Regions from separate parts of the Mus musculus genome. Here region 1 is linked to region 2. Evidence: chromatin contacts called from ENCODE POLR2A ChIA-PET data. All regions are on one chromosome and are shown on one strand. The core of a region is the stretch at or near the end of the contact, and the rest is flanking DNA. Distances in the headings are between cores, read along the strand shown.

Region 1 (3,673 bases), core at 100-2,599, 150 kb after region 2:
TTGTTTTAAGATATCTCTCTTACTCTCTCTCTCTTTTTTTTTTCTTTTTTTTCTTTTTTAGTTTTTCGAGACAGGGTTTCTCTGTATAGCCCTGGCTGTCCTGGAACTCACTCTGTAGACCAGGCTGGCCTCAAACTCAGAAATCCACCTGCCTCTGCCTCACAAGTGCTGGGATTAAAGGCATGCACCACCACGCCCAGCGATATGTCTCATTTTTACTTTATGCATATGAGTCTTTTGTCTTTGAGTATGTATGTGTACCACATGCATGTAGATGCCTACAGAGATCAAAAAGGGAAAAGGGCATCAGATCTCCTGGGACTGGATGCGAGATGCCACTTGAGTTCTGGAAACTGATTCCAGGTCCTCTGCAAAAGCAGCAGTGTTCTTAAGAACTGTGCCACCAGTGTCTCCCCCCCCCCCCCTTCTATGTTATGGTTTTGGTTTGTTTGTTTGTTTGTCGTTTGAAACTGGAGCTTGCTTTGCTGTGTCTTCCTGCCTCCGCTTGGCAGGCTGGGAAGAGGGCTGAAGTTTCATGTTGTGATGGGTAGTTTCCACCACACTTTCACTCGGACTGTTAGAGGTGCTCAGAAATGTTGACTTCTGTGTTCAGGGAAAGCGGTCTCTCAAGCATTACGGGGATCCCGTGGGTTCCTAATGGTGCTATTGACGACGGGCACAAAGTCTCATAATTTTAGAAACTTCACTTATTTTGTGACCCACCTAGTATGGGGCAAAGGCAGGAGCTTCGGACTTCCTGTCTTCCCTCTATCCCTTTGAATAGCGTCTCGGGAGTGTCCCTAAGTAACCATTGCAGTTTTGTGTCCGTGTGCTCTGTTGAAATCTCTGTGATGTGTGTATGGTTTTCACGTGAACGGAGGCAGGCAGAGCCCGGTCTGTGGGTTCTAGTGTGTTCTTTATCTTCTTGGAAGTTTGTGCAATGACTTCCCTCCTGTTTCCTGCGCATACCTCCAAGTAAGTACGTGAATGTGTTTTCTGTGGTCCCTTGATCTTGCTGGACTTCACTAAGGAGGGTGGCTGGACCATCTGCTACGTGTCTGAGAGCCCCTCTCTAGCTACCTCATGTCCGGACGTGAGCTTACTCCCAATGTTTTTACCCACAAGCATTCACTACTCCCAGGAAAGAACGTGCACTGGGGCACCTAGAGAATAACCAATCAAGGCTCCGCCTACATTTTGCTTCCTCCTTGGAATTTCCAGCCCCTTGCAGCCAACTGCTCCCCAGCTGCGAAGGGCGGAGTTCCCCCCGGCCCGGCCCCTTCTTTGGCTCTATAAGTAGCTCTGCTTTGCGGGGGATTTGCACTCCTCTACACTCTCTGCACAACGTCTAAATTATGTGCCACTCGCGCAACCATCTCCACACCATGACTGGCCTGAGGGCCCCTTCTCCAGCTCCCTCCACCGGCCCGGAACTCCGGCGGGGCTCTGGTCCCGAAATTTTCACCTTCGACCCTCTCCCGGAGCGGGCCGTGGTGTCCACCGCGCGTTTGAACACTTCTCGCGGGCACCGAAAACGCAGCCGAAGGGTGCTCTACCCTCGAGTGGTGAGTATCGCCCGAGTGGGCATCAGGAGGTCGCGTCGCCCTGGAACTTGTAGGTAACAACTAGGCGCAGGGACCTTCGATCTGACGTTTCCCTCTTTTATCTGCTCAGGTCCGGCGCCAGCTACCAACCGAGGAACCCAACATTGCCAAGAGGGTCCTCTTTCTCCTGTTCGCCATCATCTTCTGCCAGATTTTGATGGCTGAAGAGGGTGTGTCGCAGCCCCTGGCTCCGGAGGATGCTACCAGCGCCGTGACACCTGAGCCCATTTCTGCGCCCATTACTGCGCCCCCGGTCCTCGAGCCTTTGAACCTGACCTCGGAGTCCTCGGACTATGCGCTGGATCTTAAAGCTTTTCTCCAGCAACATCCGGCGGCCTTCTAAACGCGATGGGTCACAGTCCGAAGAAACAAAGGCACCATGGATGGGTACCTGGTGCGAGAGAACGTATCCCAAACTGGGATTTCTAAGGCAACGCTAACTCAGAACACTACCGCCAAGAGACACCGCGGGTCCTGGCTAGGCCCACTGGGGACGGACAGAGACTTTCTCCGTGTCTAATTAATATTTATGTATTTATGTATATCCTCCTAGGTGAAGGAGGGGTGTATGTAATATTTATTCTAACTTATGCAGGGGTGCGAGATATGCCTCCCTGCTGTAACACAGATATTTATTACGATTTATAGGGTCGGTAAGACAGAGTTGTGGGAGGGAGGACCCGGGTGGTAGGACTCCCAGCTTGGGGATTAGTCTGGGGGGGGTGTAATAAGATTAGGGGTAACACTCCGTCTTCCAGCACTTCAACTCTGTAGTCTGTTGTAAGGCTTTGGAAGACCCTTGGGAATCCGGCCTTTGATGTCTTCTGGTTGCTTCTCAGGGGCAGCTGCAGGAGTCTTGGGTCCATGGATTGTCAGAGGGCGGCTGTCTGGGGTCGCCTAGTATGTATGTTCTGTGAACACGAATAAACTTGATTTGCCTGTCATTATTATCTGCAGTTCTCGAAGTGTATCATTCAAGCGGGGGGGAGGGGGGAGTGGCGGGAGGATGTGACTAGGTGCCCAGTCCTCACCCTTTCTTGGGTCCTGAACTCTTTCTTGGAGTTACAGACCTATATCCGGTCACCGGATGCAGTCATACATTGCTGGGTGTGCGGTTTTCCCAGTTAGAGAGTGGTGTGGCAACCTGCTTACTCATGGCAGGCGGCGGGTATTCAGGAACCAGAGTGGAAGGGCGTGGCCTCGGTTGGGGGCGGAGCTTCCACGCCAATGCTTCGAGCGGGGGGGGGGGGGGGTTGGTTGTTGGTGGGGGGGAGAATGTCTGGCATCCCCCTGGGCTGCCGAGAACTGTAGTGCTGCGGACCCGAGCGGAGCCTGCCGGGAAAGGGGCGGACCGAGGGGTTGGGAGGGGGCGGGGTCGCGTCTGTTGCTGCAACAGGGTGCGGCCGGGTGGGGGGCGCAAGTGCAGCTTCCACTAAGCCGGGTGTCCGAGCAGTCCCCACCCCGTTCTGGGGTTCTGCGGGCCTCCGCGCTTCTCAAGACCCCGGTGGGGTTGCTTACGGGGACGTTCCGGAAGGTGAGTGGGGATGGGAGGCGGAGCCTTGGGCTACTGAAGAGCCTGGAGGCTGCGGAACTGCTGCAGACCCCTGGGCGCGGGAGAGCTTTGTGTGGTAGAGGGGCTAGGGGGCGCGGTGAGAGGAAGACTGTGAGAATCAACTGGCACAGAGGAAGAAGTCCGGGGGGGGGGTGTCTTAGGACTGTCACAGGGGCGCTCAAGGGACTGGGCGGTGGCAGAGGCAGTTGGTGCTCCTGATAGGAGGGTAAGGAGGTGCCACAGGGCCCCTTCCCCTTTGCAAAGGCTTCCTCTCTATTCCTCTCCAGCTGCAGCTTCAACCATGTTTTTCACTTGTGGCCCAAATGAGGCCATGGTGGTCTCCGGTAAGTCTCCTCCCAGCCAGTGACACCCACCCCACGCCCTCCCTTAAACCTGACCTATGCCCCCTCCTGTCCGCACCAGCTTCCCAGCCCTTACGTTCTGCCTGCGACGGCCACAAACCACCTGTGATTCCCAGCCTCCAAAGCATAGAATTCTCCCCACCCCCACCCCCACC
Region 2 (3,775 bases), core at 1,012-3,511:
CCACTTTGTGAAAAATGTGTGTGTGTGTGAGAGAGAGAGAAAGAGAGAGAGAAAATGAGAGAGAAAGAGAGAGAGAAGCACATGACCACCACAGACATAGGAAGGCCCAGGGGCATGGGAGAGGTGATGAAGTCCAAAGGAAAATAAGACAAGGAGGTTAAATAAACCACACATTTGTATATATCCATCCATATACACATAAATGTGTGCATCCTAACATGAGCATAGGACACACAAGTGTGCATCCCAACACAAGCATAGTACACACGTGTGTGCATTCTAACATGAGCACAGTATACAGACAAATGTGCACATTGTGACACACACGCACACACACACACTCTTGGCTCAGACATCATTCCCTCTGCTCCGAGACAGTGAAGCACAAGGCCAGAAAAACCAAATGCTACAAGTCAGAAGTAGTGCTGACAATCCCACTGGCCCTGCCCTCGTACTCATGTTTCCACTGCCACACGGCCCTGAGGAAGTCTTCCCGGCTCAGCTCATGTCTCCGCACCCTCTGCTCCTTCCATAGCTGCTTCTCCACCATGGCCTGAAATGGGATCAGGTGTAAATGAAAGCTAGTCAGGCTTCACATAAAGACGGCACTTTCAACCAAGCAGAGGGGGGCACAAGACCCACCTGTGTAGCAATTCCTGCGTGATCAGACCCGGGGATCCACAGCACGCGATCCCCACGCATCCGGTGCCTGCCACAGAAACACCATGGGGACTCTGAGCTCACTGATCCTCACTTCCAGCCTTCCCTTCGGGAACTGCAGTGGCCCCACCGCCTCTCACCAGCGCACAAGTGCGTCCTGGATCGCCACTGTGAGTGCATGGCCAATGTGCAGGGAGCCGGTGACATTGGGAGGTGGGATACACATGGAAAAGGTCTCCCCTGTAGCTTGGGGCAGCCTTGCCTGGAAGGAATGAGGAAGTCAGAGGCGAGGGAGAACTAGTTGTTGCTGTTGCCTAGGGGAACAGCACCCTCTGGTGCCTTGGGGCAAAAAGAACTTCAAGAAGGCCAGGTGTAGTGGCACACGTGTGAAAAGGCAGAGGAAGGCAGATCTCTGAGTTTGAGGCCAGCCTCGTCTACAGAGTTCCAGGACGGCCAGGACTACGTGGAGAAACAGTGTCTCAAATTTATTATTATTATTATTATTATTATTATTATTATTGAAATCCAACACGGGGGAGGCAAAAAGAAAACCAGGGGCCGAAAGAAATAAACATCAACTGTGAAGTTAGCCTGTGCCCACCAAGTTCAAGGGCCACTCACTCTGTCTTAAGGACCTCATAGAAGCCCTCTGCCGCGCACTGACCTGATACTCTGGTTTGAAGAAGCCCTCTCGCACCCACCACTGGTACCAGGCCGCTTCAACATACTGGGGACTGTAAGCAGGAGGCAGGGGCCCAGAAACATCTGTGGAAGCAGAACAGAGATCCACTACTGAACTGCATGTTAGCAGACCAAAGAGCAACAACATCGCAAAACACACCCTACACTTTACCTTTCTTTTCACCTGGCCCGGTGGGGATTTCATACAATACTACCTCCTTGTGACTCCAGGCCTTAGTGGGCACTGCAGGTATCTGCAGGGAGGAAACAGGGTGTGTGTGTGTGTTGCGGAGTGGGGGTGGAGGCTGCAATCCCCAATACACCACAGTCATCTGGATCCCTGCGCCAGTCTCTTTCAGCCCCTTCCCAAGTCTTGGGAGACCCAAGGACTGACCCCTGACCTTGCTCTTCTCAGCTAGCCCAGCCTCCAGGGCCGCCTGTTTCTCGCGCAGGCGCTTCTGTTTGGCTTCACGGTTCCTCCGAGAGACAGGGGAGCCGTGGGGCTCCGGCTGTGTACAAAGTGCCTGGGGCCTGGAAAGACCCCATGAGGGCCTCAGCCCCCAGAGCGGTGGCCGGAAAGAGGCCAGAGGCAAATGAGGCATCGGGAGTGTTTGGGAAGGGATGGAGGTCTGCTCACTACGAGGCCATGGGATGCAGGAGGTCGCAACCCTTCACTCCCATCCGCAGGACCCTCTCTCACTCTACGTCCTTCCGCCTAGGGGCGGAGCGCACGGTGTGGACAGCACTCTGGAATCACTGAAACCAGGGCGTCCAGAGAAGGCGGGAGCTCTGCCCGTCACCGGGCACTGACGCGGACACGAAGGTTGGGGTTCGGAAGCCTGGGACCACCCCCACCCCCGCAACCTCGGCCATGCGCCTCTAACTCGAACGTCCCGGCGAACTCAGAGCCGATAGGTGCATGGCGAGGTGCGCGCGCATGCGTGGGCGGGGACACGCAGGCGCATGCGTAAAAGACTCTCGCTCCTCCGGCTTTCTGGCTAGAAGCGGGTATCACTGCGTTGGGTAGGGAAACGCCGGCAGACGTCTGAAGCCGCGTAGATTTTTTTCCATAATTTTATTAAACAAGAAATATCCCGGTGTGTAAACAAAATACATCTGAGTTGGAAAGCTGCCCGCCCGGGGCTGGACCTGGCCGGCTCAGGAGCTGTGCTTCTGCCGCTTCCAGAAGCGCTTGACGTCGCTGTGCCCTGCCGGCGTCACCACCATCAGCCGCTTGGCCGAGTTCTCGAACACAAGCACGCCCAGCTCCCGCGCGTGGGCCAGCAGCAGTTCAAAGTCCACTTGCGACAGGAACTGGTTATACAGGACGCCTGGGGTCGGGTGGGACAGGCAGGAGGTGAGGGGCTGCAGTGGTCTCTGCCCCTCCAAGCAGCATGCAGGCAGGGGCTGCAGGCCACAGTTCTTAGGACTAATTCTCTACGGATAGTCGACTGTTCAACTTTAACACCTGTGGCATCCAGACACTCGAAAAGACAGCAGAATCCACAAGAAAAGCCACGCAAACCCACCTAAAGAGAAGACTGAATTACCCTGCCTCTTATCCCCTCACCTAGCTTAATTCAAACTGCACTGATTTGGGACATATTTCCTGCTACTAATATACCAAAATAAAAGATCAGTCTTCCTCTCCTTCCCTTTTGAGAAACAAATACGAAATGCACAAAACTTTTGCGTGAAATTGCTGGCCTTACCTCTTTAGCCAATGATTGAGATTAGGTCAGCGGAAGCCACTCACCTTCAGTGAACCGGAGTCTGTCCCTTTCCAGCTCCCACAGCCGAATCTGGTCTGTTATGGTGGGGGGCAGCACAGGATTCTGCAGGACAAGGGTGAGGCTATAGGACCTGGCTTCTCATCCATCCTCTCGCGGCTAGGTGCCCAGGCTGCCAGCCCCCCTGAGTCTTGGTACCCAGTCATACCTGTTTGAGCATCACTGGATGTGCCCTTGTCCTTAGGAAATGGATTATCTAGGAAAACACAAGAATGTAGAAAATCGGGCTGGCGAGATGGCTCAGTGGGTAAGAGCACTGACAGCTCTTCAGAAGATCCCGAGTTCAAATCCCAGCAACCACATGGTGGTTCACAACCACTGTAATGAGATCTGACGCTCTCTTCTGGTGCGTACTTATGTATAATAAAACTTTAAAAAAGAAGAATGTAGAAAGTCATCTGAGCTAATGTCACTGAAACAGCATCTCTGTTCTCCTAGCCACAAGCCTGACAAGACCCAGGCCTGTTCTACTGTTACTTTCAGGTGCACCTCCTGCGAGTCCCTCTATGATGCATCTGTTCTCTCCATAGTCTTGCCTTGTTTTTCTTTCTTTAAGATGGCAGTAGCAACCATATCTCAGCAGGCTCTAAGCTAAGCATCTTAACATCTAGTCTTCCAGCACCCCTGGACTGCTGTTTACTGGG

Evidence for each region. ChIA-PET counts read pairs that join two places held with the same protein, here RNA polymerase II (POLR2A).
Region 1: POLR2A ChIA-PET joins it to region 2 with 14 read pairs in Patski. The contact joins the promoter of Ier3 here to the promoter of Vars2 in region 2. POLR2A ChIA-PET finds 5 or more read pairs at or near these places in 2 of 5 experiments (Patski and embryonic stem cell).

What each region holds. Positions count from the first base shown.
Region 1 is chr17:35,820,364-35,824,036 of GRCm38, forward strand. It overlaps Ier3 (immediate early response 3), which reads left to right and starts at 1,350. Exons shown (of 2, transcript NM_133662.2): 1 at 1,350-1,565; 2 at 1,675-2,548. The coding sequence starts at 1,356. The coding sequence ends at 1,947. Flot1 (flotillin 1) reads left to right here and starts at 2,994. Exons shown (of 13, transcript NM_008027.2): 1 at 2,994-3,138; 2 at 3,444-3,500. The coding sequence starts at 3,458.
Region 2 is chr17:35,665,331-35,669,105 of GRCm38, forward strand. It overlaps Vars2 (valyl-tRNA synthetase 2, mitochondrial), which reads right to left and starts at 2,262. Exons shown (of 29, transcript NM_175137.4): 1 at 1,743-2,262; 2 at 1,514-1,595; 3 at 1,325-1,425; 4 at 801-922; 5 at 643-709; 6 at 456-553. The coding sequence starts at 1,943. It overlaps Gtf2h4 (general transcription factor II H, polypeptide 4), which reads right to left. Exons shown (of 14, transcript NM_010364.4): 12 at 3,280-3,327; 13 at 3,098-3,176; 14 at 2,398-2,672. The coding sequence ends at 2,500.